6 separate regions of the Mus musculus genome follow, and regions 2, 3, 4, 5 and 6 are each linked to region 1. A link is a loop called in an ENCODE intact Hi-C map of the cell type or tissue named here. Cell type or tissue: gastrocnemius. All regions are shown on one strand. Region 1 overlaps 1700082M22Rik (a long non-coding RNA gene). Region 2 has its middle 13 kb from the start of Gm33141. Region 3 overlaps Nol3 (nucleolar protein 3 (apoptosis repressor with CARD domain)). Region 4 has its middle 11 kb from the start of Pdp2. Region 5 has its middle 4.6 kb from the start of 4932416K20Rik. Region 6 overlaps Ces2h (carboxylesterase 2H).

Region 1 (5,000 bases):
TAATGATTGTTCTTAAATGCTTTGACCTCCCTTCTAGCCCACCATCCACCAGAGGTAGTAGGAAAGAAAGGATATGAGGGGAAGTGGACCTGTTTAGAAATGGTTCTTTGGTGCAAATCCCATCTGCATTGTCAAGAAATCAGTAGCTCAGTTCACAGGTCAGCAGCAGCAGCTCGATCCACTTGCAGACACTTCACAGATATATCAGCAGTCCAACTCAGTAGTGTGAGGATAGCAGCACACAGCACAGCCTAGCAGAAACAGCCAGGCAGGAGGGATTTAGACCAGCAGAGGTGTTAGGAGATGCACCTGACTCAACAAGCAAAACTCAGCCAGGATGCAAGACCAACAAGCAATGTACAGCTAACTCCATAAGCAAACCAAGCCCAGCCACGCCTTGCCCTCCTCTCCCAGTCTGCTGGGTCCTATTTATACTCCCTCCAAATATCATGTGTCCTCCACAGGTCTTGCCTCAGCATCCGTGTCTGTCTCAGCTAACATGACTCTGCTAATCAGCCCGGGTACTCGGACGTGACAAGAAGCTACAGCATACCACCAGTTTTGGGGTGGTATTTTCCTATTTCCTCAAGGGAGGCTCCTTCCTCTGTGATAACTCCAACTTGTGTCAAGTCGACACACAAAACCAGCCAGTACAGAGGCCCTCAACAGCTCCAAGCTCAGAGTCAGAGAGCCAGTGTCTTTAGTTAATTGGACACCTTGGTAATGTTCCTCACCCTGGGCTGCTCCACCAGCTGTAGGAAGGTCCCCTTGCACTCTGCTACTTACTGCATTGCTGTTCAGAGGCGCTGACTAATGATGGCAAAGACCACAGAAAATGTGGAATAGAGTCCCACTGGTATTTTTCTGTATATGAGAAAATTGTGAGTGTGTATATGTGAGAGTGTGTATGTGTGTTGGAGGAAATATGTATGTGTGTGTTGTGGTATGAGTGTATGAGTGTGTGTGAGTATATGTGTGTGTATATGTGTGTGGGTATGTCTTGTATGTGTGTATGAGTGTATGCATGTATTGTGTGTATGTGTATGAGTGTGTGTTGTATGCATGTGTGTGTGTTGTTGTGCGAGTGTATGTGTGTAAGTATATTTATGTGAGTGTGTGTGAATCTGTATATGTGTGTATATATGTGTGTGAGTACATGTGTGTGAGTATATGTGTGTGAATGTGTATGTTGTGTGTGTGAGAATGTGTGTGTGTGTGTGTGTGTGTGTGAATGTGTATGTTGTGTGTGTGAGAATGTGTGTGTGTGTGTGTGTGTGTGTGTGTGTGTGTGTGTGTGTAGATCAGGGAAGCATCTGAAATGGCATAACTACTACACTCCCATTCGATATAATCAGATTTAAGACCCATAACCAAAAGCTTTGGCAAAGACTTGGAACAACTGATACAGACACACAATGGCTAGAGGAGAGCTAAAATAATCACGTGGTGCATGGGGTAGGAGGCAAACTGGCATTTTCTCTGAAAGTTAAAGATGTGTGCCCTATGACTTAACAGTTCTACTCTCTGGACGTTAACCTGAAGAAACAAGTGAATGTGATTACACCGTTAGGGATCCTGTTTACCTGTTTATGTTTGTTTTGTTTTATTTTGTTTTGAGGCAGAGTCTCTTTAACATAGCCCTGGCTGTCTGGGAACTCACTATGTAGATCAGGCTAGCCCAGACTCACAGATCTGACTGCCTCTGCCTCCTCAGTGCTGGGATTAAAGGCCTGCACCACCTCTCCCAGCTCCATGTCTTGTCTGAAATAGCCCAAACCAGAAGTCGCTCAGATGCATACCAACAGATGAGTGGGTAACAGGGCAGTGTGTTCACTCGAAACCAAAGGGCAATGACATTTGAATCTCAAAGGCATTGTGCTCAGGGACAGAACCTTCCACATGTGATTCTTTTCTGTGATAGAGGAGTCAAAGCTCTGGTGTTTCTGAACTATATTCCATTTCTAAACTTTAGCTCCAGAAAGTAGTTAGTTGGTTGCCTGGGAACAGGGCTCAGGTCAATGCTTAATGGAAAAGAGCACAGAGAAACAACTTTTTTTATGCAGAAAATAACAAATGTTCTCTCTATTTGGAGTGGATGTGGTTTCAGGCATCATTTTTTATTCCAATCTACTAAGCTATGAAGGTAAGTGGGTGAATTTGAATGCATACTTATCATTTGACATTAAAGATCTACAAAAATAAGCCAATTACTGAGATCTAAAGGGTGCCTGCTGAAACTCTTGATGAAGTGTCCTGTTCATCTGCTGAAATGTGCTTGCAACCAGCAACGCATTCAGGCTCCAGCAGGGGCATCAGGTGATCGTCATCTCCCTGTGCTCAAAGGTTGGCTAGCACCTAAACCCTTGTGGAACTTTATCTTTGTCTGCCCTCTAGTGTCCAAGGTGAGTAATGCAAGAATCCTTGCTTCATGATGTCCTATGGTTAGTCTTCAACTCCGTGAATGAAAAACCCTTTGTATTAAAAGTCTTGGAAAGATCAGGAATTCAAGGCAAATACCTAAGCATAACAAAAGCAATATACAGCAAACCAACGGCCAACATCAAATTAAATGGTGAGAAACTTGAAGCAATCCCACTAAAATCAGGGATAAGACAAGGCTGCCACTTTCTCCCTAGTTATTCAATATAGTGCTCAAAGTTCTAGCTAGACCAATTAGACAACAAGAGGAAGTCAAAGCGATACAAACTGGAAAGGAAAAAGTCAAGTGTACTGGCTGGTTTTGTGTGTCAACTTGACACAAGCTGGAGTTATCATCACAGGGAAAGGAGTCTCCTTTAAGGAAATGCCTCCATGAGATCCAGCTGTAAGGCTTTTTCTCAGTTAGTGGTCCCTGGGGAAGGGCCCATTGTGGGTGGTGCCATCTCTGGGCTGGTAGTCTTGGGTTCTATAAGAAAGCAAGCTGAGCAAGCCAGGGGAAGCAATCCATTAAGCAGCACCCCCTTCATGGCCTCTGCATCAGCTCCTACCTGAGAGTTCCTGCCCTGTGTGAGTTTGTGTCCTGACTTACATTGGTGATGAACAGCAGTGTGTAAGTGTAAGCTGAATAAACCCTTTCCTCCCCAACTTGCTTCTTTGTCATGATGTTTTGTGTGAAGGAATACAAACCCAGACTGAGACATCAAAGTATCACTATTTGTGGATGATATGATAGTATACATAAGCAACCCCAAAAATTTTACCAGAGAACTCTTACTCATGATAAACAACTTCAGCAAAGTGGCTGGATATAAAATTAACTCAAACATATCAGTAGCCTTCCTCTACACAAAGGATAAATGGACTGAGAAGAATATAGGGAAACAACACCCTTCTCAATAGTCACAAATAATATAAAATATCTTGGTGTGACTCTAACCAAACAAGTGAAAGATCTGTATAGCAAGAACTTTAAGTCTCTGAAGAAAGAAATCAAAGATGACTTCAGGAGATGGAAAGATCTGCCATGTTCATGGATTGGTAGGATTAACATAGTAAAAAATCTTACCAAAAGCAATCTACAGATTCAATGCAATCCCCATCAAAATTCCAACTCAATTCATCACAGAAATAGAAAGAGCAATTCTCAAATTCGTCTGGAGTAACAAAAAACCCAGGATAGGGAAACCAATTCTCAACAATAAAAGATCTTCTGGGGGAATCACCATCCCTGACCTCAAGCTGTACTACAGAGCAACTGTGATAAAAACTGCATGATATTGGTACAGAGACAAACACATTGATCAATGGAATAGAATTGAAGACACAGAAATAAAACCACACACTTGATCTTTGACAAATAAGCCAAAAATATACAATGGAAAAAAGAAAGTATCTTCAATAAGCAGTGCTGGTCTAACTGGTTGCCTGTATGTAGAACTATGAAAATAGATCCATATTTGTCACCTTGCACAAAGCAAGTGGATCAAGGACCTCAACATAAAACCAGATACACGGAATCTAATAGAAGAGAAAGCGATTAAGAGCCTCGAACACATCAGCACAGAGGAAATTTTCCTCAACAGAACACCAATGAATCAGGCTCTAAGATCAACAATTGGCAAATGGGACCTCATGAAACTGAAAAGCTTCTGTAAGGCAAAAGGCACTGCCAATAGGACAAAACGGCAACCTACAGATTGAGAAAAGATCTTTACCAACCCTACATCCAATAGAGTGCTAATATCCAATATATACAAAGAACTCAAGAAGTTAGACTCTAGAAAACCAAATAACCTAATTAAAAATGGGATGCAGAGCTAAACAAGGAATTCTCAATTGAGGAATCTTGAGTGGCTGAGAAGAAAAAAAATGACTAAAGAAATGTTCAACATCTTTAGTCATCAGAAAAATGCAAATCAAAGTGATCCTGAGATTCCACCTCACACCAATCAGAATGGCTAAGATCTAAAACTCAGGTGACAGCAGGTGCTGGAGAGGATGTGGAGAAAGAGGAACACTCCTCCATTCCTGGTGGGATTGCGAGCTGGTATAAGCACTTTGGAAATCAAGCTGAAGGTTCCTCAGAAAATTGGAAATAGATCTACCTGAAGACAGAGCTATACCTTTACTGGGCATATACCCAAAAGATGCTCCAACATATAACAAGGACATGTGCTCCACTATGTTCATAGCAGCTTTATTTATGATATCCAGAAGCTGGAAACAACCCAGATGTCCCTCAACTGAAGAATGGATACAGAAAATGTGGTACATTTACACAATGGAATACTACTATTCAGCCATTAAAAACAATGACTTCACGAGTTTTGCAGGCAAATGGATGGAACTAGAAAATATCCTGAGTGGAGACAACCGGCCACCTTCCTGGTGAGAGCACAGGGGTCCGCCCGGCCCGAGAGGTTTCTGCCTCAGGCTCCACTGAAGCCACCTTGGTTCCGGGACTCCGCGGAGGGCAGGCTGCACGGGTGAGGGTGTGGAATACAGAGGCCAGCAGTTTCTGGGAAAAAACGAGAGCCACGGAGCTTCTGAGGCAGCGCCAT
Region 2 (5,000 bases), 250 kb before region 1:
CCACTGTTCACACCCTCACTGGCCAGTATGGGGACCTCTGTGTGCTATGTTCTGAACGTTTATACTTCACACACCCACGGTGAAAATTGTTCTTCAATGGGATGTTAGTAAGAATTGGGTCTTTAGGAGTTGTCACAGAAGACCAAGAGATCTAAAAAAGTACAGAGAATTCTATCTAGGGTCTTGCGCACTCTAGGTAAGTCCTCTACCACTAAGCTATATTCTCATAACCTCGAGGTTTAATTTATTTTTTGGTAATTTCATATATGCAAACAATGTGTCCTGATCTTGGACACTGTTATTTATCCTGCCTGCCCAGTTGAAGACAAAGGTTCAATCTTTGACAAAGAGAGCTAGCCCTTATCCCACAGCACAAATGCTGGTAAACACATTTCTTATAGACACACGTGTTATGATACATACATGTCCACACATGTACATAGCGTATATATTATTGAAATGCAATGTATGCATATAGGTGGTTAGCCCTTTAGCTTCTGAGTTCACAAAACCTTCCAGGGGCAGTCTTTCAAGAAGCTGAACCACAGACATCTGTTTCAGAACTGAACCAGCTGGCAGCTTATGTACATTTTTCTGGCAGCTGGTTTGGGGCTTATCAGATGTGTTAGAAGTCATTTGTATTTGTGAGAAAGCTTGGTAGTTGGTAAAAAAAAATAGTCATGGAAATTTGACACTCAACCAGCTCTGATGTAGACAATTGCCCCAAAGCTTTTAAAGAGGGCACAGAAGATCAGGTTTTGTGTTTTACATATGTCAGATAAGTTCTCTACCATTGAGCTGAATTCCCAGATCTTTGAGATTTTTTTTCTCTTCAGTAATTTCATAAATGAAAACAATGTGTCATATGCATGCCTACCTATGCCCCATCACTTCCAAAACCACCCACCCACCACCACTTTGTTTTACATTATTTCTAGTTGTTCTGTTCCTCCTTCTCTTTTTCCTTCTCCTCTTCCCCTTCTTTAATAACCCACTGAGTCAAATTAGATTTGTATAATTTTTTGTGTATCCCTGGCTGTCTTGAAATTCCCTCTGTAGACAAGGTTGGCCAGGGACTCAGAGATCCACCTTCTTCTGCCTTCAGAGTGCTGGATTAAGGGGGTGCAACAACACCCCTAACATTCATTTTTTTAAACTTTCTATGTGGAGACAGACCACAACTAAAATTTCCAGTTTTTCCAGAAGCTTGCTGTATAGCTCGGGCAAGTCTTAACTTGTGATCCCTGGCCTCAGCTCTCTGAGCAACTAAGATTTCAAGTCCTATGTCATCTGAGCTGGTTTCTTTTACTTTTTATGGTGCCCAGGGCTTTGTACATGCAGGGCAAGCTGTCTACCACTGCTATGTCCCTAACTTTACAACTTCTTAAAGTGTTTAATGAGTATGTCTCATGACATAGCAATTCTGCTTTAGATTTTAAAGCCAACAATAGAATACACGAGGCCACATAAAATCATGTGATAATTTCCATACAGTTTATTAAAATCCAAACAAAGGATGGGTGCCCCTATAATCCTATAAGTCAACCTGTTATCCACCCACCGAAGAAGCCAAGGCAGCAAGATCATGTGTTTGGGTCCCTCCTGGGCTACATAGAAACCGCATCTCTCTCCTCCCCTCCCCCAAAAGAGGTAATAAACAAGGGCAACAGTTGTGCATAGTCTGGTGAGTGGATAGACTGTGTTGTGTGCACACATGGATGTCATTCCACAATAAAAGGAAACAAACACATTATGTGAAGTGACTTAACCAGTCACAAAATCTTTTATTTCTATTAGATAAGAGACAAGTTCTAATATAGTAAGCTAAAGCAATGTCATGTTTACTCTGAAGCACTGTTAAAGGTGGTTAATGGCATCCAAAGGACCCAAGGGAAGCCCTGTGGGGAACAAGGGAGCATTTCTAAATCTGATTTGGCGGCAGGGGCACGCCTTGAGAATTTTCTCAGACTTACTAAACCAGGTCCCTAAAAAAGATCAATTCAGTTTCATCTAAAGAACCCACAGTAGGCTGAAAGTTTGTGGGTGGATCCATTGCCCAACATGCACAAGCCCTGAGATGAATCCCTAGCATCATAGAAACAATCGACATCCGAGCTATTACAAATGAGATAATTATTAAAAGTCTCAAACATAATTGACACCCAGTTTAGTGTGTCTGTATAGATCTGATGAGAACAGGCATGCTGGCAGTGGCAACTTCAATGTTGTACATATAGAATGGAAGCATGCATAGTAGTCAGCCTCACTGATAGGAAGGTCTTCCCTGCCCCAGTTCAAGTCAGCAGGGACTTGATATTATCCTCACAATGATTTTGTTTATGCATTCTACCAGGAGAGGGCACAAGAAGTAATCCTTGAGACTCATTTTCCAGAGAACTGTTTCTCACCACACAGCAAATCTGTGTGCATCTTGACCACGAATTTCCCAATCTGTAAGACGGTACATTTGTTACTATTGTTGTAAGTTACTGAAGTTATGATCTTTGTTTTGCTTCAGAGATGTGGGTCTTGTCATCATGTCCCAGGCTTATGGAATCCTTTCATATCAGCCCTCAAACATTCGAGGCCACTGATGGCACAAGTGCAATTTGTAGTTTATGATCTTTTGGGAACAGCATTTTGAAGGCAACAGGGCTTAGAGAAATCAGGTTTCCTATCATCAGTTATAAATATGAGAATACATAAACTTGCAAAGAGAAGATACAGAATTTTGATGTAACAAATCTTCTGTAGTCTACAGTCCCTGAAGCATCTGTTTCATTTTAAGAGGGTCTGGGACTTGGAGAAGAGGAAAGTAAGGATGGGGAGAAGTTAATGGAAGGAAGGAAGGAAGGAAGGAAGGAAGGAAGGAAGGACAAATGAAAGGAAAAAGGAAGGAAGGAAGGAAGGAAGAAAAAAAAGGGAAGAAAGAAGAAAGGAAGGAAAGAAGGAAAGAAAGAGCAAAGGAAGGAAAAAAGAAGGAGCCTAGTTTCAGTGAAGGGTTAAAGATGATCTGGGTACTTAGGGTTCACATATCCACACTATAATGGGAACTTTTATTGAGTCTAATAAAAAAAGTATGCCCAGAAGAATAAGCAGTAACATGGGGTGTGGTGGGAGATTCTCATACATGACTGAAAGTGAAATTATGGGGATTAGAAATAATTCTGAGAGGGTTGGAACAAAAAAATAGACTTTGAATCTCAGAATGCTTCCACCTGCCCTCACTCCCACACTCTGTTCCTTATACCAGACACTACAGCTCTGCATGGTTTTCCTGAGCCCTGTTTAGCTCCTGGATCTTCTGGGGCAGAGTCTTGGTCCAGAACTGTAACCTTCTGGCCTTCAGGGCTCGACCCACAGCAGGCTGGATGTCCAGCTCCAGATACTGCTCATCATGGTCCATCACAGGCCAGTAGGGTAGACCCTCGCTGTTGGGGTTCCTGTGGATATGCCACCCAGCAAAGAACAGTAAGGTTACACTCATCCAAAGCCCAATTCCATGTTTTGGATCAGGGCAGTGGAACAAGTAGGACACTGGCTAAGGGGTCTGATGTGACTTGTGTCCTGATAAGTGCATGCAAGTGTCACTCATGTGTTTCTGCTTCATTGGGGAGACTGCCTGACCTGCTTTGTGTTACCTCTAAGAGGTGAGATCTAAGGAACAGTAGCATAGCATTATAGCCCCACCAGCTTTGTCACTGTGAGATGACCAGTATCTGACACCTACAATGTATCAAAATTTATGTATAAATGTGTTACTATGTAGAAAAGACTCTGTCATGCAGTGGAGGATGCATGCATGCTAGAAGATCACCATCCAATAGGAAGCCCTAGGTAGAGACCCACACATGTGAGGTTGAAGGGTGTGTTCTCACCCATGTCGTGCAAAGTTGGCCCAGTACTTGATCATTCTCCTGCTCAGCAGCTTCTCCTCATCAGTGAAGTCAACTGGGGTCACAAAGAAGACAAAGTCAATGCCACCTCATGCAACTGTCAACTCATTCTTCACATGCGTTATCCGACCTACTGTCTGACCACAAACTGTAGACTTTGTTGCCTTTCTTCATTATCCAGTATATAAGATCCATGCAATTTCCTAATTCAATTCCTGCCCCCGATGTGATGTCATCTCCTCTATCACAGGCTAGACTGGGAAGGGTGCATATTCGAAGCTGGACATGGTTTTGAGGCCATGATATGGTACACATTTGAATTTCTCCCTCTCTATAACCTAGGTTTTTAAAAATGGACTGGAAAAGCAGGAGTCCCTGTGGGAAGTCATCTAGGACCTCATTATTTCAGGAAAAGAAATGAAGACTCACGTTTCATGCCCCAGAAGGAGGACCCAAAGACAAAAGGAATCTCATCAGCATGGTCAGCCTTCATGTGGGGTGGTCTGACATATTGAAGTAGCTGGGTGGATGTTGGAACTCATAGAAGTAGACAGGGGCATGGGAACCTGGAGGTGGGAAAAAGAGTGACTTAGTTGACTCTCTTTTTTTTTTTTTTTTGAGGGAAGGATATATTTATTTACTTATTTTTATTTTGGGGGGGGTTATTTTTTTTTCATTTTCCATTTTTTATTAGGTATTTAGCTCATTTACATTTCCAATGCTATACCAAAAGTCCCCCATAACCACCCACCCCCACTCCCCTACCCACCCACTCCCCCTTTTTGGCCCTGGTGTTCCCCTGTACTGGGGCATATAAAGTTTGCGTGTCCAATGGGCCTCTCTTTCCAGTGATGGCCGACTAGGCCATCTTTTGATACATATGCAGCTAGAGTCAAGAGCTCCAGGGTACTGGTTAGTTCATAATGTTGTTCCACCTATAGGGTTGCAGATCCCTTTAGCTCCTTGGGTATTTTCTCTACCTCCTCCATTGGGAGCCCTGTGATCCATCCATTAGCTGACTGTGAGCATCCACTTCGGTGTTTGCTAGGCCCCGGCATAGTCTCACAAGAGACAGCTACATCTGGGTCCTTTCGATAAAATCTT
Region 3 (5,000 bases), 620 kb before region 1:
TCACAGATCGGAATATGAAGTTCTTTATGGTTCCATAGCCTAGGTGTTTCTTGGGGGCATTTGGGAGGCCAGGAGCATCGTGGGCAGATGAGAAGCAACGTTAGAAGGTTTTTGTCCTTGCTACCCTTCCTGGGGCCTGTGAACTGCAGCAGCATGTCACATAAACTCCTGAGCAGGGGAGATGGGAGGGCGATGAGATGGGAGCTGAGTGTGAATAGAAATGTGGGTTGGTTTGGGAATAGAAACTTGTTCCTGCATGAGATGGCTTTGGGTGTCTGGTACCACTCCTTCCCTTCCCCCTACCTGGCCGATTGGTGCTCCTTCTACACTCATACCTCTACCTCTCACTGGGGCCAGCAGGAGTTGGGAACCCCTCTGAGGTGATTTGCCTGAGCATGGGGTTCCGGCTGTCACTCAGGCTCAGAGACCCAGCTGGGCTGGGCTTTGCCTTTCAGCATTCTGTCTGTCTCACTGGTCATGCATTGTTCCATAGTCGCCCTCATGGGGTCATTTCATGCCTCCAGGCGGGGCCCGGAAGTAGTAGTAGTAGTAGTAGTAGTAGTAGTAGTAGTAGTAGTAGTAGTTCCATGTAGGGGCAGGATCCTTTGGAAAAGTACCGTATGTTCCTAGACCCCTTCCTTCCTTCCTTCCTTCCTTCCTTCTTTCCTTCCTTCCTTCCTTCCTTCCTTCCTTCCTTCCTTCCTTCCCTCTCCCTCTCTCCCTCTTCCTTCCTTCCTTCCTCCCTCTCTCCCTCTTCCTTCCTTCCTTCCTTCCTTCCTTCCTTCCTTCCTTCCTCCCTCCCTCCCTCTCCCTCTCTCTCTCTCTCTTCCTTCCTTCCTTCCTTCCTTCCTTCCTTCCTTCCTTCTTTTCTTTCAAAGACTTATTTATTTTATGTATACGAGTACACTGTAGCTGTCTTCAGACACACTAGAAGAGGGCATCAGATTCCATTACAGATGGTTGTGAGCCGCCATGTGGTTGCTGGGAGTAGAACTCAGGACCTCTGGGAAAGCAGTCAGTGCTCTTAACCACTGAGCCATCTCTCCAGCCCCCTAGACCCCCTTTCTTATCACTCACACAGACACACTGTGTCTTGTGTCTTGTGAGTCCAGCACCTGGTCCCACCCTCAGTCCCCATGTTAGTCTTGGTTGTGCCTGTCTTTAACCACAGCCTCACAGCTGGTCTCTGGCAGTGGTTAGGACAGGCGGGAGCAACCACAATCAAACCTACAGGGCAGGCCCTAGGGTTTGTTATCCCACGTTCAGGCCAGGATTAGTACAGAGCTGGTTAAGGCTTTCATTTCACTTCAGATTCAGCGGTGGGAGAGTGAGCTAGTACTGTCCTAACCCTGGCTTTTCAGTTAATGTTTCCATCTGTGAAGCTTGGAAACACAGCTGGGAAGTTTGTATTCATTTACTTAGTAGATATGTGCAGAGCTCCTTGTGTATGTCTGTGACTGGTTAGACCCCACGCCCCTCACTGAGCTCCCAGTTCAGAGGAAAGCCAGACAATTAAACAGCAGTTACAATGATGTGTGTGGCTTCTGTCTACTCAAGTTTCCTCTCAGGTCCTCCCTGCAAGACTGTGAGCGCCAAGACTTCTCTCCATGTGTGGATGGACATCCCCCTTCACTTGCTTGGTACACCAAGCCGAGTGATTTCCATGGATTAGAAGTGTTGCCCACTCGGCCTCCCAAATGGCCCCTGAGGGGAATAAAGTGGGTGAGGGAGGGTCAGATTTGGGGGCCTGCATCTGAGATCTCCAGAATTACAGCTTGGGCTCTTTGGGAAGTGGAATGTTTTTGAGGGGATGGGGGTATTTTCACACAAGCCTGCTCAGGTCAGTGGGATTCAGACCCACGCTCACCCTCAGTTCTTGAGCAAAGAGCCAGACTTGTGGAGAGTCAGGAACAGACTGACCCTCCTGAGTTTATTCATTTGGCAGTAGGTGTCTCGGTGCATCGATGGGGTCAAGCTCTGGCAGGTTTCCAGGTCTTATCCAGCACAAATAGGATTGGACAGCTAAGGATTCTGGCCTTCAGGAATCTGGAGATGAAAATGATGGTTAGTGGAATAGGGATCAACCCCCCCCCCCCACACACACACACTTTGCAGTCCACAACCCGTAACAAGCCTGCAAGCAAGGGTTTAGGCGCTCTCACAACCTTCAGATTCATCCTCTTCTTGGAAGTCGGGCTCGGGTTCGGGTTCCGGCTCGGGCTCGGGTTCTGGCTCGGGCTCGGGTTCCGGCTCGGGCTCGGGTTCGGGTTCTGGCTCGGGCTCCGGCTCCGGCTCTTGTTCTGGATTCATTTCTTGTTCCAGGTCTGGCTCATCCCCTTCAGTAGCTTCAGCTTCTAGTTCTGGCTCCTCTGGAGTTCGAGGCTGCAGTGCCTCAGAGCCCTCAGGACCTCCGACCTCCTCTTGCTCTGACGCTCTTGGCAGCTCAGGACATGTGGTCCCTGAACTGGGTGCTTCTGGCGTCCAGTGGCCTGGGCATGAAGGGTCATAGCTGCGGTTCCGGTAGCCTGGGAAGGAAGAGGGAGTACTTGAGGTTCAGTTCACCCCTCTGTGGTTACCTCCAAATTCTCTGCCCTCCATTTACCCTTTGCTTCGCCCTGCCCCTAATCCACGCCCTTCGATTCATCAAGGCTCCACCCTCTTGGTGCTCACCGGGCCCCACGTGCTGCCAATCCCAGGCCGGGTCTGGCATGCGCACTGTTTGCTGGGCACAGCGCAGTAGCTCCTGGCAGGCTGCCTCGCCCTTGCTCTGCACCAACAGCAGTAGGCGGCGCACCCTGCGCTCTGCATCGGGCAGCGCATCCAAGGCTTCGTACTCGGGCCCAGTGAGGACGCCCCGGGCCACCAGCGCATCCAGCAGCAGCCCAGAGTCAGCCTGCAATGTCTCTACCAGCCGTTTCCGTTCCCGGTCAATGGTCTCTGATGGGCGCTCCTGCACGTTGCCCATTTCTGCTGTGTCAAGAAGGAGAGAAGGGGGCGGGGCGTAATTTGCGTTACTCTACGCTGACCAGGAGTTATCTAAGTTCACCTCAACATCAGAGTCTGGATGGTTGCTCAGCGCAAGACCTAGAGGCCAGGGGCCCAGAACGCACCCTCCAGCTTCTTGGCTGCTTCTGTCCTGATTCCTCAGGTTTCTTTTGCAGACTCCACCTGTCAGTGGAGTGCTCTTCCCAGCTAGGACCTCCCTCCCTCCTAAGCCCCAGACACCTGCACAGTTGGCTACCAGTTGAGACCCAGTTTATCCAACTGAATTATTTTGTCTGAACCCAATTCCTTACCTAAATAGGCAGAAAACCCTAGGCTTGATTCATACCTTCTTCCTCGCCCCTGCAGCAAACCTTGGATCAAGGGCAGCCTGCCTGATCGCTCATACAATCGGGTCTGCACCCGAAGGGCCAAGGCACCCGTGTTCCATTCACCTAACACGGAGGTCCAGGCATCCCAGAACCTTGCCCCTTCATTCACCACCGTCCGCAGCCTCAACATAGTCTTGGGACTCTTCCAGGTTATCGTAGCACAACTGAACTTTAATTTTGAGAGATCTCCTGGTATCAGGGACCCACTTGTTTCCCTAATGGCCCGGCAGTCACTTACAGCCATTTCTTATTTGACCTTGAAATGCCCAGCTCTTAAAAGCCACTAGGAGTGCTTACCAGACTTTTAGCTTCCCCTCCATGGATTACCCATTTTGAGAGGCTGCCTGTACCAAACCGTAGGAACCAAGTATGAATTAATCTCCTCTGCTCATTTTTTATCAGCTCCTGCCTATCATGACTACCTCCCAACGAGTTGGGTGTCCTAACCCAGCCAATAAGGGCCCTGACTTTAAGGAAAAAAGAAACCTGGCCATTCCCTCTGCCTTCTCTTTATTCATACAGCATCCTTCTAAGTCTCCCCTGCCTTTTTGTTTGTTTATTTGTTTGCTTTTTGTTTTCGAGACAGGATTTCTCTGTGTAGCCCTGGCTGTCCTGGAACTCACTCTGTAGACCAGGCTGGTCTCGAACTCAGAAATCCGCCTGCCTCTGCCTCCCAAGCCCTGGTCTCCTCTGCCTTAAATGTTCCTGTTTCTACCTTCTTCCTGGCCCATTGAGTCATATCCCCCAACCCCTGCCCCACACATATCAAAAGTCCCATGCCTCAGTACTCACACTGTCCTGTCCCTGGGCACTTCACACCTTGGGTCTCCATCCCTCATATCTGTTGGTCCTTCTCCCCCAAGGCCACTAAGCGCAGACAGGGTACTCCTCCAACCCACATCTCCCTTCATGCCCCATCCCTGTCAGATGTCTTTTAATCAGTCTCCATTAGCTTCTTCTCCTTAAACCCAGCAGCAGCCGATTGCCTCCCGGGACAATAAATATCTCTGCGCACTTCTCTCACACCCCACGCCTCCCTTCACTCCAACATTGTGACTTTTGACAACTCTGGGGTAGAATTTATCTTTCCGGTTTTATGGATGAAGAGGCAGGTTCGGAGGAACCCAGTACAACTGGAATCTGACTTGCCCTAGCCTAAACTATAATGTTCCTTGTCTAGCTGAATGGCAGGCGTAGACACCCACCCTTTGTCTCCAGTACTCACCAAAGAATCTAAGCTACTAGTCTGGCTATTTTAACCCCCTCCCACCACTCTGGACAGCTAGGTTTCCATCCAACCATTCAGTCCTGTGAGAACTATGGTCCTAGCACTTTAGCCTTTGCCAACGCTGGTCCCTGGGCCTGGGATACTTGTCTCTCCCCTCTACTCTGTGGACCCAGCCCTTAACACTCAAATGCTCCCATGTCTACCCCAATTCCTGAGAGTTCAAAGGTTCGGAGCTCCTTCTGTGTGCCTTGGTCCTCACTACTGTGTTTACTGGGATCCACACTACACTGTATTCAGGACCTCTGCTGTCCTCAATGAGGCTTCCAAAGACTGTCTCCCACCACTGGTTACAGAGAAGGGGGTGATGTCAGCTCCTGTTCTGGCCCGACTTCGAGGCA
Region 4 (5,000 bases), 53 kb after region 1:
GTGGGGCTGTGATGCTGCTCTAATCTCAGCTTTTGAGATAGATAGGAGAATCAGAAGTTGGAGGTCAACTTCAGCTACATAGCAAGCTTGAGGGCCAGCTTGGGCGACATAAGATTCTATTTCAAAGCAGCAACAACAACAAAGAAAACAGCATTAAAATAAAAGACCTGATGAATGTATCTCCACGGGAGAATGCTTTGTAGGCTTTGTAATCCCAGCAATCGGGAGGCAGAGGCAGGCAGATTTCTGAGTTCGAGGCCAGCCTGGTCTACAAAGTAAGTTCCAGGACAGCCAGGGCTACACAGAGAAACCCTGTCTCAAACAAAAACAAAAAAAACAAAAAAACAGCTACAGTGTACTTACATATTTAAAGAACAACAAAACACACAAAGTAAGTCCCTATGGTCCCTAAGAATCAAGAGAAGGGGAATTCCAGTAATGGAGCCAACCCCTAAGCCCAGCAACTGGGAGGGCTAAAGAAAGACGATGGAAAGTTTACAGCCATCCTGAGCTATATAGCAAAACCTGTCTCAAACAAAAAGAGGAAAAGGTTAATTAGACCCCAGCAATGGACAAGGGGATGGGAAAGAAGTTGAGATTATCATATAAATCACAATAAGAAGCAAAAGGCAGAAGACTCTAGTCTCTATCCCCAGAGTGGCCAGAAGAACAGCACAATTTTTGAGGAAATGTGATTTTATCTTATTGAGAAAGGTCAAAATCTTCCTCTTTTTTTCAATTCTTTCATCCTACCATTTTGCTTATCTACCTATCTACTTGTCTACCATCTATCTATTATCTATTTATCACCTATCTGCTATCAATCTCATCTATCTATCTACCTATCTATCTACCTATCTATAATAGGTAGACAGATGCTGGGGATTGTACCCATGGCCTCATAAGTGTTAGGCAAGTGCCCTACCACTCAGCTACATCCCCAGCCTCCCCCACAACAGTATACATCATGCCAGATGCCGGGCTGACCCCACGGTTACCCAGGGTAAAGCCAGACCAGAATCCTGATGCTGCAAAGAAAGTAGACAGACAGATGAGATGGGAGACACTTGGAGAGATGAAATAGGACCATTCAGAGCTAAAAATAGAAGGGGTTGCTTGGGAGAGAGGCCTAGAAAGTCAGGGAGTCTTCCAGATAAGCTGTAAATCTAGCAGGATCAGGCTGAGAGATCTGGGTAAGCCAAGAGAAGGTAGAGAGTGCCAGGTGTCTCAGTCAGGGAGAACAGAAGCCCACAGCCTTTATAACATTCTAACAACACTCCTCATGACTGTGGCAGAGAGGGAGGCCCGACTACGAAAGAGGATTCTGAGCTCTCAACCAAAGGCTCATGAAGGGGACAGAGGAGCAACAGGTCAGATTTGACCTGTATGGTAGTTGCATCTGACTGCAGGGGCAGCTTCCATTTGGGGCACAGAAGTGATTTGTACTATTCTTAAAGCTGGGACAAGAGGAGTGCAGAAATTGCAGAGAGGCCGGCAGTCTGTGGCACTGGCCATAAAGGGCAGAATAAAAAAGGAGTTTGTTAGATTTACTGCGGAGTTCACAGAGGAAAACAAGAACGCTGAAGACAACTCGCCGAAGTGGCAGCCACTTTACACGGCCTACCACCTCCTGCTCTGGCAAGCCTGGACGGCCTCGGCACAAGACAGAGCCTTTACCTTAGTCCCCACTTAACCTCAGCCCCAAAGGTGCCCAGAGTCCCGTGAGTCTTCCTGAAGGTATACCAGGCTGCACTCCAGGGAAACTCCGCTCTAATTGGAGTTTCAGGACTCAGAATCTCATCAGCTCAGGACAACCTTCCTCAATCCAGCTTCTGCAGGCACCAGCGCAGCTGAATGGCGACATCTAGAGGCAGTGTCTGTGTCTGCTATCGCCTCATAACCAAAGCTGATGGCTCCCTACCCCAGGACCCTTCCTATCCCAGTACCCGCATCAATTAGTGATCCAGCCACCAGGTGGGGCTCAAGACACCCCATTCTCCCATTCTTCCATGCTCCAGCCCTATTTGGGGGCAGCAAAATCCTAAGTAAACTTTGCATCCTCTTCTCTGGGTGAGGGTGGCGGCCCCACCACCTCGCCCACCCGCCACGTTGCTTTGTTTCAGAAAGCCCTCTTCTCACGGGACCAAAGTCTGCTCCTGTCTCACCATCTAGACCCATGCGAGATTATAATTCAACCCTTGCCTCTTCTGCTGTGGAGCTTCTTGTAGCTAATTGGCTACTTCCGTCCATCCGTATCTGAGTTCTGATACCAGATCCTCACGGACAAACTACTCTCTTCTTTTTTGCTTCCCCACCACAGCTGGCTGTTTTCCTCCTATTCTCCAACCTCCTCTTTTTGCGGATCCTTCTCTTTTCCTGGGTGTCTATTCAGCCATCTTTCCTAACTCATTTCACAACCAGTTTTCACATCCCTGGGGTGGAACAGGAGTGAGTGTATGGGAGGGGCAGGAGGTACTTATCGGGCATCTGAGCATGACCTTGAACTCTTAATCCTTGAGTCTCCACAACACCATGCCCAGATTATCCTGCACAATCCTTTTCTGTCCTGACAGGTCACTTGCCCAGATGTTCACATTTAGGAAGCCTGTCTCCACATCCCTAGGACTATCCCACTGTCACTGCCTCAGAAGCCTGGTCTCCAGAGTCGACTGGTGTAGTCCCCCCTCCCTCAGCCTGAAACCTGCTTGCTCAGGGGTGGAGCTTCCCGCTCAATCGTTCTGCCACGCCCACTGCTGGAATCTGCCGCTTTGCTGTTCGGAGCCGTGCACGAGGTCACCCAGCTATTGGATTCCAAGATTAATTGGCGGGAATCGGGCCCCTTCCCCTGCTTCATAACTGCGTGCGGAACAGTAAAATTGAGCTTTGATCAGAATGTCTGTCTTAGCTGCATTTCTTTCTCTCGCCGCCTAGCCCCTCTTCTCTTCCAGGTTTCCAAAATGCCTTTCCAGGCTAGAACCCAGGTTGTGATCTACTGGCCAGACACAACAGACTGGAGCAGATTCCAGGCTTTAATTTTTGTTCTCCTGTCCCTGGATGTCCCTTCCCTGCCCCGTGATGAGTTTCTTAGCCCTTAGCTAGCCTAAATGACCAGCTCCGGGACACCCAAGGCTTGTGCACTGTGGACAGAACCACAGCCCTAGGAAAACATCCTGTTTCTCTACCGCAGGGAGCTGGGGGTAGATGAGGGCTTTATAAAGTCTGGGAAAGGCAGGCAGAGTTGTGGGCAAAGATACAGCGGGCTCCAGGGGGCTCCTCCACAGACTGCTTTCCTGGATCCCAACCCGCTTATTCCCCTGGCAGTGAAAGTCAGGAGAGGAATCCTGACATCCTTGCTATGCTCCGATGCCCCGTCCAAGCCATTGCTCAGACTAAGTTATGTATGCAGAGAGCAGAAAAGGTCAGAGGCCAATGGGACCAAGACACTCCAATAAACAGTCAATAGAAATTCACCAGTCCCAGATGGAGCCAGTGACTTGGGAATCTGACCACGGACAATTCAGAGGGCCACCAAGGTTAGGGACTACTTAGGGGTATTTAGTAACATCAAGTAATAGAATAAAAATTCTAGATATGAAAGGCTAAATCTATTCAGTTAATTTTTCCAACTGGGTGGTGGTGGTCCTAATGGTTTGGAGGATCTAGGGTTCAGACCTGTCAGCGAATCTCTGTTTCAAAGAGAAAACTGCGGGGTGGAGAGATTGAGGGGCCAGGTGTGATGGCTTTTAATCCCAACTTCTGGGATTTAAAGGCAAGTGGATCTCTATGAGTTTGGGGCTAGCCTGGTTTGCATAGCAAGTTTCAGGCCAGCCAGGGCTACATAGTAAGGTCCTGTCTCAAAAACAACAGCCAAGGGTTTTGTTTGTTTGTTTGTTTGTTATCTTTGTGGGTTTTTTTTTTCCTTTCTGGTCATTTTTATAGTTTTTTTTTAAATTTTTCTCTGTCTTCTAGTGTGTGTGTGCATGCATGTGCATGCAGGTACATTCATGCAGGTGTGCTCATACAGCTGCACCCATGCATGTGCACCCATGCAGATAATGTTTATATGGGTGTGGATGCAGGCACCTGTGTGAAGGCCAGATGTCATTCCTCAGAAGTAACACACCTTGTTTTTTAAGACAAGTTGTCTCTTGGTTGACCTAGGGCTTGCCAATTCAACTCATTAGGCTAGGTGGCCATTGAGCCCCAAGGACTTTTTTTTTTTAATTTATTTATTATTATATGTAAGTACACTGTAGCTGTCTTCAGACACCCCAGAAGAGCGCATCAGATCTCATTATGGATGGCTGTGAGCCACCATGTGGTTGCTGGGATTTGAACTCAGAACCTTCGGAAGAGCAGTCAGTGCTCTTAACCACTGAGCCAAGGACTTGCCAGTCTGTCTCCAACACTGGGATTAGATGTGCTTGCTGGCATGTTTGCTTGTGCAGGATCTAACCCAGGTCTTCATGCCTGGGCAGACTGAGCTTTCTTCAGCCTCTGTCCTAGTTTTATGTTCTAAAAAAAAAAAAAAAAGGGGGGCTGGTGAGATGGCTCAGTGGGTAAGAGCACCCGACTGCTCTTCCGAAGGTCCAGAGTTCAAATCCCAGCAACCACATGATGGCTCACAACCATCTGTAACAAGATCTGACGCCCTCTTCTGGAGTGTCTGAAGACAGCTACAGTGTACTTACATATAATAAATAAATAAATCTTTAAAAAAAAAAAAAATAGGACATTGGAGTGTGTAAATTGAGGCAATGTAGGCTGATTCCTAATACCCAAAACAATATCAAGAGTTAGCAGAACTTTTTATTATTAGCAATAATGAAGGGGGGGGAAGCCTAAGACTTCTGTGTATGCACTAAAAAAAATTAGTTTTATTTTATGTACGAGTGTTTTGCCTGGGTGCATATATGTACACGGTGTGTACACAGTGCCCACGGTCAGAAGAGGGCCTACGATCCCCCTTGAACTGTACGTTTTGGATGATTGTGAATCTC
Region 5 (5,000 bases), 140 kb before region 1:
ATAGAGACATGAGTCCCACTATGTGTTTTCTTTGATTGGTGGTTTAGTCCCAGGGAGTTCTGGGGTTACTGGTTAGTTCATATTGTTGTTCCTCCTATAGGGCTGCAGACCCCTTCAGCTCCTTGAGTACTTTCTCTAGCTCCTTCATTGGGGTTCTGTGTTCCATCCAATAGATGACTGTGAGCTTCCACTTCTGTATTTGCCAGGAACTGGCAGAGGCTCACAGGAGACAGCTATATCAGGGTCCTGTCAGCAAAATTTGGATGTCATCTGCAATAGTGTCTGGGTTTGATGGTTGTTTATGGGATGGATTCCAGGGTGGGGCAGTCTCTGGATGGTCCTTCCTTCAGTCTCAGCTCTATACTTTGTAACTCCTTCCATGGGAATTTTGTTCCCTCTTCTAAGAAGACCGAAGTATCCACACTTTGGTCTTCCTTCTTCTTGAATTTCATGTGTTTTGCAAATTGTATCTTGGGTATTCTGAGTTTCTGGGCTAATATCCACTTATCAGTGAGTCCATATCATGTGTGTTCTTTTGTGATTGGGTTACTTCACTCAGGATGATATCCTCCAGATCCATCCACATAATAAGCATACACAAATACACATACATAGACACCCACATGCATAGATATACACACTCACACACACTGCCTCCGGCTCAAAAAGCTAACAGATACCCAGACATATTTCTAATAAAACTTATACTACTTTACATCTCGGGACTGACAATAGATTGTTTTAAATATCAATCATAGATGACATTTGATTTCCAAACACAATAGATAGAGTTGTTTTCCATTGTTCACAACCTTGGTGACTGATACGGAGACCTCTAAGTGCTATGATCTGAAAGTTGGTGTATCACATGCCTATGGTGAAACCTCTTCTCCAATGGGACGTTAGTATGAATTTCTTCTTTAAGAATTGTTTCAGGAGATCTGGAAAGTCACTACAGAGAACTGTATCTAGGGTCTTCATGCTCTAGATAAGTGCTCTACCACTGAGCTGTATTCCAAGAACCTTGGGGTTTTATTTATCCTTTGATAGTTTCGCACATGAACACAATGTGTCCAGATCTTGAACACCATTATTTATCCTGTCTGCCCAGTCGAAGACACAAAGTTCAACTTTGCATCTTTAGCAAAGAGAGCTAGCCCTCATCACATAGCACATATGCTGGTATCTCAACCTTGAGCTTCGTGATTTCCACAACTATAAACACATTTGTATTGTTTATAAGCCACACATGTAATGATTCATTCATATATATATATATATATATATACACATACATACATACATACATACATACATATAATCAGTCCGCTAGCTCTTGAGCTCACGAAACCCTCCTGCTTCTGTCTTCCAAGGTGCTGAACCATGGATATCCATCTCATGACTGAACTAGCTGACAGCTTATGCTCTTTTTCTTATGGCAGCTTGAGCTGATGGAGGCAGCAGGCCTGCAGCTTATCAAATGTGTTATAAATCATCGGTAGACATGAAAAAGCTTGGTTGTTGGTAAGAAATGGATGTGGAGATTGGACACTCAATGAGCTCCAATGTAGGCAGTTACCCCAGAGCTTCTGAAGAGGACACAGAGAATTGGATGTATGGTCTCTCATGTGCCAGGTAAGTCCTCCACCCCTGAGCTTTGTGCCCAGATCCTTGGCGGTTTCCCCTTTGGTAATTTCATAAACTAACACAGTGCACCCTACTCCCCTCACTCTCAAGACCCCCAACCACACCACCACATTTTCCTACCAACTCCATTTCTCCTTCTGTCCTCCTCCTCCTCCTCCTCCTCCTCCTCCTCCTCCTCCTCCTCCTCCTCCTCCTCTTCTTCTTCTTCTTCTTCTTCTTCTTCTTCTTCTCTCCCTTTCCTCCCCTCCTCCACACTCTTCTCCCTCCTCCTCCCCCTGCTCCTCCCCCTGCTCCATCCCCATCCTCCTCTCCCTTCCTCTTCTTTTTCTTCTTCCTTCTTTCTCCTCCTCCCCCATCTTAGTAACACTCTAAGTCTAGTTAGATGTTTATGATTTTTTTTTTCGGTACTGTTTTGTTTTTGCTTTTGTTTTTGTCAAGACAGGGTTTCTCTGTGTAGCCCTGGCTGTCTTGGAACTCCCTCTGCAGACCAGGCTGGCCTGCAACTCAGAGATCTGTTGAGAGCTTTTGGTGCTGCTTCTAGGAATTTGGCATTTGTCACTGGGGTTAGACAAGGAAGTAGACTCAGATAAGAATGTCAGAAACAGGGACCATGGGGCTTTGTTTACTTCTTAGCTGCATTACTTCCTTGTGTGATCCCCTCCCTTACTACTTTCCTTAATCATTGCCTGTGTGATCCTTTTGCTTACGCCTCTGCTTGATTGCTTTCTTGTATAATCTCCTTGTTTCCCACTTTGCTTTACTTTGTCTTTGATCTAAGAACTGACCATGGCTTTTGGCTATACCTAGAATGATATAAAAGCAGGCTGGAGAGACATGAAGCTGTTTCAGCTTCAGTACGGGCTGCAGTCAGGTTATAATTTTGTCTAACTTTCCCTTTTTCAACCCTCACTCCCTTGCTTGAGACCCTGTTGACTGAGCTGGTTTGGTTAGAGATCCACCTGGGTGCTGGATTAAAGGCAGAACCATTGCCACCTATAGGCCATTTTTGGAACTTTTTATGTGGGGATAGACCACAAGTAATTTTTCCAGTTTTGCCTGGAGTTTTGCTGTATAGTTCAGGCTGACCTTAACTTGTGATCCCTGGCTACAGTAGCTCTCTGAGTAGCTGGGATTATAAGCCTACATCATCTGAGCTGGTTTTTCTTTCTTTTTTTTTTTTATTTTTTATGGTGCCTAGGGCTTTGTACATGCAGGGCAAGCTGTCTACTACTGCTATATCCCTGGTCTTACAACTTCTTTAAATGTTTAACAGGTGTCTCATGACATAGGAATTCTGCTCTAGATTGGAAATTCAAAAATGTAATACATGAGATCACATAAAATAATGTGTGAGGATATCCATACAACTTATTAAAACTCAAACATAGGATGGGTGTCCCTATAACCCTGTAATCCACACTGCTAAGGCAGTGAGATCATGTGTTCAGGGCACTCCTGGGCTACATAGAAACCATGTCTCCAAAAACAGAGGTAATAAACAAGGGCAACAATTGTGCATAGTCTGGTGAGTGGATAGAATGTGTTGTGTGCACACATGGATGTCATTCAACAATAAAAGGAAACAAACACATTATGTGAAGTGACCTAACCAGTCACAAAACATTTTATTTATTTTGGATTAGAGACAAGTCCCAGTATAGTAAGATAAAGCAATGTCATGTTTTCTTTGAAATGGGATTAAAGGCAGTGGATGGCAGAAAAGGACCCAAGGGAAGGCTGATGGGAAGCAAGGGGGGAATGTTGTAAATCTGATCTGATGACAGTTGCACGCCTTGAGAATTTTCCCAGACTTACTAAAACAGACACCTAAAAGAGATTAATTTAATTTCATTTAAACAGCCCACAGTGGTCTGAGGGTGTAGTTCATGGGTGGAACCATTGCCCAACATGCACAAGTCCTAAGATCAATCCATAGTGCCATAAAAACAATCCACGCTCAAACTATCAAAAATGAGATAATTATTAACAGTCTCAAATCTAACTGACACCCAGCTTAGTGTGTCTATCCAGAGATGATGAGCAGAGGCATGCTGGCAGTGGGAACTTAAATCAATGCTGTACATATAGAATGGAAGCATCCTACATGGTCAGTCTCACTGACAGGAAGATCTTCCCTGCCCCCAGTTCAAGTCAGCAGGGACTTAATATTATCCTTGTAACTGCCTTGTTTACACATCCTACCAGGAGAGGGCACAAGCAGTAATCCTTGAGTCTGGTTTCCCTGAGAACATCTTGACCCCAAATTTTACAATTTATAAGACTGTACGTTTGTTACTATTTGTAAGTTACTGAAGTTACAATTTTCTTTTTGTTTGTGTGTTTCAGAGATGTGGGACTTGTTAGCTTGCCCGGAGACTTATGTAATCCTTCTATTTCAGCCTCCACCCATCTGAGGCCACAGATACTATGTGTCTTAGTCAGGGTTTCTATTCCTGCACAAACATCATGACCAAGAAGCAAGTTGGGGAGGAAAGGGTTTATTCGGCTTACACTTCCATACTGCAGTTCATCACCAAGGAAGTCAGGACTGGAACTCAAGCAGGTCAGGAAGCAGGAGCTGATGCAGAGGCCATGGAGGGATGTTCTTTACTGGCTTGCCTCACCTGGCTTGCTCAGCCTGCTTTCTTATAGAACCCAAGACTACCAGCCCAGAGATGGTCCCACCCACAAGGGGCCTTTCCCCCTTGATCACTAATTGAGAAAATGCCTTACAGTTGGATCTCATGGAGGCATTTCCTCAACTGAAGCTCCTTTCTCTGTGATTACTACAGCTGTGTCAAGTTGACACAAAACTAGCCAGTACACTATGAGTCCAATTTGTAGTTTATGATCTTTTAGAAACAGCATTCTTAAGGCAAAGGGACTTAGAGAAAGCAGATTTTCTAATGGTAATCATAAATATGCTGAGAGAGGATACAGGATTTGATACCACCTATTTCCTGCAGTCAACAGTCCCTGAAGCACCCATTTCATTTCAAGAAGGTCTGGGACTTGTCGAAGAGGAGAGTGAGGATGGGGAGAAGATAATGAAAGGAAAGAAGGAAGGAAGAAAGGAAAAAAAAGGAAGGAAGGAAGGAATGAAGAGCCTAGTCTCAGTGAAGGGTTAAAAAAGATGGGGGTACATTGGGGCTCATATCTACACTATTATAATAGCTATTATTGACTCTAATGAAAGTTTGCTCAGAATTATAAGAAATAACACAGACTGTTCTTCATACATGTCTGAAAGGGCAAATGCTGATATTAGAAAGGCTTACATAAGTGTTGGAACAAATAAAAATAAATAAATGGACTTTGTAACCTCAGAATTACACCATCTGCTTTTAATCTCA
Region 6 (5,000 bases), 360 kb before region 1:
TGAGAAACCACTGAAGTGAACCTTGAAATGGAGAGTTACAGTATTTTAACATTACCTCAAAAGCTGTGATATGAGGATGACCTGCTTGTAACGTTGGATGCTGGTACAATGGCAGCACAGCAGATGTTGGAGTAACCAAGCACTATCTGATTGGATTTAAGACCCACTCTGTGAGATGGAACCCTTGCCAGAAACTGCTTGGGTGGTTTAGAACCTGAGACTACCTAGCCTGAGTACCTAGGGGAAAGACCGAATGCTGTTCTTCAGGAATATAGCAATAAAATGACTCCTAATGACATTCTGCTATACTCATAGGTCTTGCTCAGCCATCATCAGAGAAGCTTCCTCCTGTAGTATGGGAACAAATAAAGAGACCCGCCGCTGAACACTGTACAGTGAGGGAGCGAGAGAGACCTTTGCGTGTTCTCTCCATCAAAAGGTATGTCTCCATCAAATCCTTCCCTGCAGGGATCAGGAGACTCTGCAGGAGAGGAGGTGAAGGATTGCAAGAGCCAGTGGTGATAAAAGGCATGGAGGAAATAAGGCCTTCTAGACACAACTGGGCTGACACACAAATGAACTCAGAGAGATGGAGGCGGGATGCACAGGTCAATGCCAGTTGGGCTCCCTAACCCAGAAGCTATGTTTAGTCATAAGCACTCATAAAAGAAAAGTCAGTTTTCTCTAATGAAGTATCACTGGGCATACAAACCTCACTTAAGGGCAAGCCCCATGCCCAGCAGTAGAGGGCCAATGCAAAATGAATGCAATTGTATTTTTGGTGTTCTCCTCCCCCCCACCCCCCATAACTCTTTGTGTGTGTGTGTGTGTGTGTGTGTGTGTGTGTTAACTGCATAGACCTTTTACTTATATATTATAGTTTCCAATTTTGTGTTTTTATGGGATTTCTGTGTGTTTAAATACCCATGCCTCTGTGTCTGTTTTATTATGTATCTCTTTGGCTCTCTTTTCCTGTTATTTTTTCCTATTCAGATTTGTTGTTGTTGTCATCATCATCATCATCGTCATTATCATAGTCGTCGTCATCATCATCATCATTGTATGCCCGTTTGTTTTCTAATGAGATAGAGCAAAAGAGATGGATTTGGGTGAATATGGAGGATCTGGGGAGAGTTAGGGGAGGAAAACCATAATCAGAATATATTGCATGAAAAAATCCAATAAAAGAATTTAAAAAGGAAAACTTAGAATAAAAACCTCCAGATACATATCCCGTGTTGGCTATTTTGTCACAACATTACAAAGCAAACTCAGACATAAAATTGGTACCAAGCATAAAGTTGCTTCATAATAGTACCTGAAAATGTGGAAATGGGATTGGAACACAGTAGTGTCCAAAGACTGGAAGGGTTTGGAGGGACAATCTACAAGTCCTACTTTGCTGTAACGAGAACATTATAAGTTGTTATGGTGAGGGCTTTGATGACAAGAGGCTAGGAAGGACCTTAGACTTCATAGATGGTTTACATGGCCATGTTCAGAATGCCAATAGCAGTGCTGACAGTAAAGACATATTAAGAAAGTCCCAGAAGAAAGTGAGAACCATCCATTGTAAACTAGACTGAAGGCCACCTGTGTCCAATTATTACCAAGAAGTTGGCTACATTGTATCCATATTCTAAAGCTCATAGAGAGTCAACTTTAAGAGTGATGCCAACAAGTGTTTGGAGAAAGATGTTTTTAAGTAAACCACAGAGGGAATGATGTGAGTCTTCCGGACCATATTTAGTGAAATTCACAATAATCCCTGGCAAGGGAGGCAGAGCTTAGGAATCTGAAAAGTCACATCATGTCTACGCTAAAAGCAAAAAGGCTTCTCTGTAAGACTGTGACGGCATGCCGGGTGGTGGTGGTAGCAACGCCTTCAATCCCAGCACTCAGGAGGCAGAGGCAGGTGAATCTCTGAGTTCAAGGCCAGCCCAATCTAGAGACTAAGTTCCAGGACAACCATGGCTACACAGAAAAACCCTGTCTCAAAACAAAACAAAACAAAACAAAACAACAACAACAAACCAAAGTGGGAAAAGATGTTGGGGCTGGAGAGATGGCTCAGTGGTTAAGAGCACTGGCTGCTCTCCCAGAGAAACAGGGTTCAATTCTCAACACACACATGGCATCTCACACCTGCCTATAACTCCAGTTCCAGGGGATCTGACACCCTCCCAAAGACATAGATGCAGGCAAAGCACCAATACACATAATATAAAAATAGATAAATCATTAATTTAAAAAAGTATATGAAGGCACGGAAGAATGTGCTATGGGTAGAAGGAAGCCAGGCTCAGAGGAACGCCCCGTAACAATGGGAAAAAAAAAAGCACTCTGAAGACATCACAGAAATCCTCCATTTTGCTAACACATTCTCCCTCTAGCTGCCTACTAGCACAAACAGGGAAGCTTTGGAAGGTTCAAAAACAGAGCTTTCCACGTGCTCAATGTTCAGGGTAGCTTTAGGATTCTGCTCCTTAGATTACGGTATGATGCTGCATGCTAGCCATGGTTGAGCCAGCCTCGGGATGGCTCTTGACACTGGCCCAAACGGGATCAAGTAGCAGCAGATCTCTGTGTGTTTACCTGGACACAGAATTCCAGGTCTATTAGTTCATAGTAGGTTCCACTGGGATGTCTACGAAAACCCCGGGAGGCTCCACCCCAGCGGCAATGTCAAGGTTTCCCCCCAGAATGCCTTGCTAGCTGTGAGGGTGGGACCATGGCTTTTGAGATTCCGGAACTATACAAAATCAGGCAATTGGCAGCAGCAGCAGCCTCTGAAAGCCAGGAGGCCATGGCACACACTGTGAGAGAGCACCAGGGTGGCGGTTCGAATACGAATGCTCTCCTTATGCCCAGATGTTTGAATATTTGATCCCCAGTTGGTGGCGCTGTTTCAGTTCGTTTGGAAGGCGTGGTTTCGCTGGAGGAAGTCACTAGGCTTGCTTTTGAGGTCTCAAAAACTATGCACTATTTTCAATTTCAGTCTCTTAGAGTGTGAGATGTGAGCTCTACACTCCATCTGTCGCCAAATCTGCATCTGACTGCCATGGTAGCTTTGCCATTCTGGACTTGTATTTTTCTGAAACTATAAGCCCAAATAAACCCTTCCTTGTATAAGTTGCTTTGGTCATGTGACAGGAATAAAAAAAAGTAACTAGTATAGCAAGCAGTGTCACATGGATGGGGACACTTGAGTCTCTGGGGTCCAGTGCCTGTTCCCATGAGTACAGCATGCTGGACTTGCAGTTTTGAGAGACTATCTCTCCTGCTTGTTTTTTTTTTTTTTTTGAGTTTTCTTGGGCCCTGACACTCTTTTCTATTTTTCTGTTCATTCTTTTGCAATGGAAGTGTTAGAGTCAGCTTTCTATCGCTATAAAAAACAAAAACAAAAACAAAAGAGAACAAGACAGAATAAGCCCATCATGACTGAAGGCAACTTGGAAGAGGAAGGGGTTTATTTCATCTTACAGCTTACAGTCCTGAAGGGAAGGCAGGGCAGGAACTCAAGGCAGGAACTGAAGCAGAGACCTGGGAGCACTGGTTCTCAACCTGTGAATATCTTGCATATCAGATTATGAACATTGCAATCATAACAGTAGCAAAATTACAATTATGAAGCAGCAACAGATCATTTTATGGTTAGGTATCTTTCAACATGAGGATCATATCAAAGGGTCCCCGCATTAGGAAGGTTGAGAACAGCGGCCCTGAAGGAAACCCATCCACTGGTCTATTCTCCATGCTTTGCTTAGCCTGCTTTCTTACATATAATAAGGGGAGGCAGTTTTCATAATGAGCTGGACTCTCCCACATTAATCATTAATCAAGAAAATGCTCCCACAGGCTTGCCTACAGGCCAATCTGCTGGAATTCATTTCTCAGTTTAGATTCCCTTTCCCCAGATATCTTTAGGATTGTGTCAGGCTGGCAAAAACCAACCGGCACACAGACTGTTTACTCTGTGCCTGTTTCAACATTCACTTTTTCAACTATCAACTATCAAAGTTGTTTTTTGAAGACTCCCAGCTAGAAGGGATTTTCCTTGAATTTCGGATGGGACTTAGGACTTTGGGATCATGTCCAAAGGAGTTAAGGGACCAAAAGCATGGCCTGAGCATATTTTGTACTGTGAGAAGGACATGAATCTGGGGATTGGGATAATATGCTGTGATGTGGGTCTATTTTGTCCCTCAGAGGTTCATATCCTGGATGCTTACCCTAGGGTGCTGCTGTTAAGGTAGTGGAGCCTTTAAGAAATAGTGTCTAGTGGAAGGAGCCTGATTCATGGGTCTCTTCATACAGGAATTACTGCTGGAGTTTTGAAGCAGGTTAGGTCTTGCAGTGAGAGTGAGAGACAGAACTCTCAGACAGAAGTAACAATGGCCATTCCCAAGGCAGATTGTTTCTTTCACCGTGAGTGCTCTCTCCTACATGTTCCTACTGTGAAATGCCATCAGCGTGTTGTGACATAGTTAGGAGACCTCCACAGAGCCTCACTGGAGTGAGCCACCTGATCATGGATTTTCAAACTCTCAACTGCGGCCTAAACAAAACCACTTCCCCTGGCACCGCGATCCAACCTGCTGAGATTTCCATGTGAAAAGGCACACCCACCCCTTCCCTGTCACATGCTGTCCACACAGGGTTTCATGTGGAAAGAGATCTCTACCCATGAGGTTTAACTCCATTTGCCAGCCACTGACGCCTCATGCTGGCTGTGCTTGGTACAGCAATAGATAAGAATATGCTATAACATCCACAACGTTAGACTTGTCAAATTAACTGATTATTTTTGAAGTGAAGCCTTCTACTGAGTGGTATTAGGGATCTCTAACTCGTACTGTGAGGTGATCTCTGTGTTAGGCAGAGTTAAATTGTGATGACAGAAATAGAGGGAATCTGTAATTATTTTGGTTGTAAGTAAGGGCCAGAGACTTCATTCATTCTTAGATAAACTCCAGAGCTCTGTGTGTGTGTCCCAGGGA

What was found. Peaks named below come from ENCODE experiments on the same cell type or tissue, not always from the same donor. Only the 100,000 strongest peaks of a DNase experiment are listed, where the experiment ranks them.
Region 2: a loop joins it to region 1, with 5 times the contacts of the local background. A loop is called at or near these places in 6 of 42 quality-filtered maps.
Region 3: it touches region 1 in a loop (3-fold over the local background); 6 of 42 quality-filtered maps call a loop at or near these places.
Region 4: it touches region 1 in a loop (6-fold over the local background); 19 of 42 quality-filtered maps call a loop at or near these places.
Region 5: it touches region 1 in a loop (2.8-fold over the local background); 2 of 42 quality-filtered maps call a loop at or near these places.
Region 6: it touches region 1 in a loop (2.2-fold over the local background); 3 of 42 quality-filtered maps call a loop at or near these places.

What each region holds. Positions count from the first base shown.
Region 1 is chr8:104,652,532-104,657,531 of GRCm38, reverse strand. It overlaps 1700082M22Rik (a long non-coding RNA gene), which reads right to left. Exons shown (of 3, transcript XR_003947594.1): 2 at 90-251. Among named protein-coding and RNA genes, the nearest start is that of 1700082M22Rik, 13 kb to the right of the region's middle. In gastrocnemius, no CTCF peak of the experiment used is centred here; a DNase peak (open chromatin) is centred at 2,349.
Region 2 is chr8:104,899,307-104,904,306 of GRCm38, reverse strand. It overlaps the pseudogene Gm8798. Among named protein-coding and RNA genes, the nearest start is that of Gm33141, 13 kb to the right of the region's middle. In gastrocnemius, a CTCF peak has its summit at 2,380 (motif pointing right); no DNase peak of the experiment used is centred here.
Region 3 is chr8:105,276,941-105,281,940 of GRCm38, reverse strand. It overlaps Nol3 (nucleolar protein 3 (apoptosis repressor with CARD domain)), which reads right to left. Exons shown (of 4, transcript NM_030152.4): 2 at 2,671-2,967; 3 at 2,166-2,525; 4 at 2-2,046. The coding sequence starts at 2,965. The coding sequence ends at 2,039. It overlaps 4931428F04Rik (RIKEN cDNA 4931428F04 gene), which reads left to right. Exons shown (of 8, transcript NM_028888.2): 8 at 1-1,532. Among named protein-coding and RNA genes, the nearest start is that of Nol3, 3.0 kb to the right of the region's middle. In gastrocnemius, a CTCF peak has its summit at 2,770; a DNase peak (open chromatin) is centred at 2,735; H3K4me3 peaks cover 1,662 bases; H3K27ac peaks cover 2,051 bases.
Region 4 is chr8:104,599,802-104,604,801 of GRCm38, reverse strand. It overlaps a transcript of Cdh16 not described here. Among named protein-coding and RNA genes, the nearest start is that of Pdp2, 11 kb to the right of the region's middle. In gastrocnemius, a CTCF peak has its summit at 1,896 (motif pointing left); a DNase peak (open chromatin) is centred at 1,921; H3K4me3 peaks cover 1,237 bases; H3K27ac peaks cover 1,295 bases.
Region 5 is chr8:104,787,721-104,792,720 of GRCm38, reverse strand. It overlaps the pseudogene Gm6831. Among named protein-coding and RNA genes, the nearest start is that of 4932416K20Rik, 4.6 kb to the left of the region's middle. In gastrocnemius, CTCF peaks have their summits at 2,647 (motif pointing left) and 3,846 (motif pointing right); a DNase peak (open chromatin) is centred at 2,628.
Region 6 is chr8:105,009,178-105,014,177 of GRCm38, reverse strand. All of the region lies in intron 1 of Ces2h (carboxylesterase 2H), which reads right to left. Among named protein-coding and RNA genes, the nearest start is that of Ces2h, 11 kb to the right of the region's middle. In gastrocnemius, a CTCF peak has its summit at 2,900 (motif pointing right); no DNase peak of the experiment used is centred here.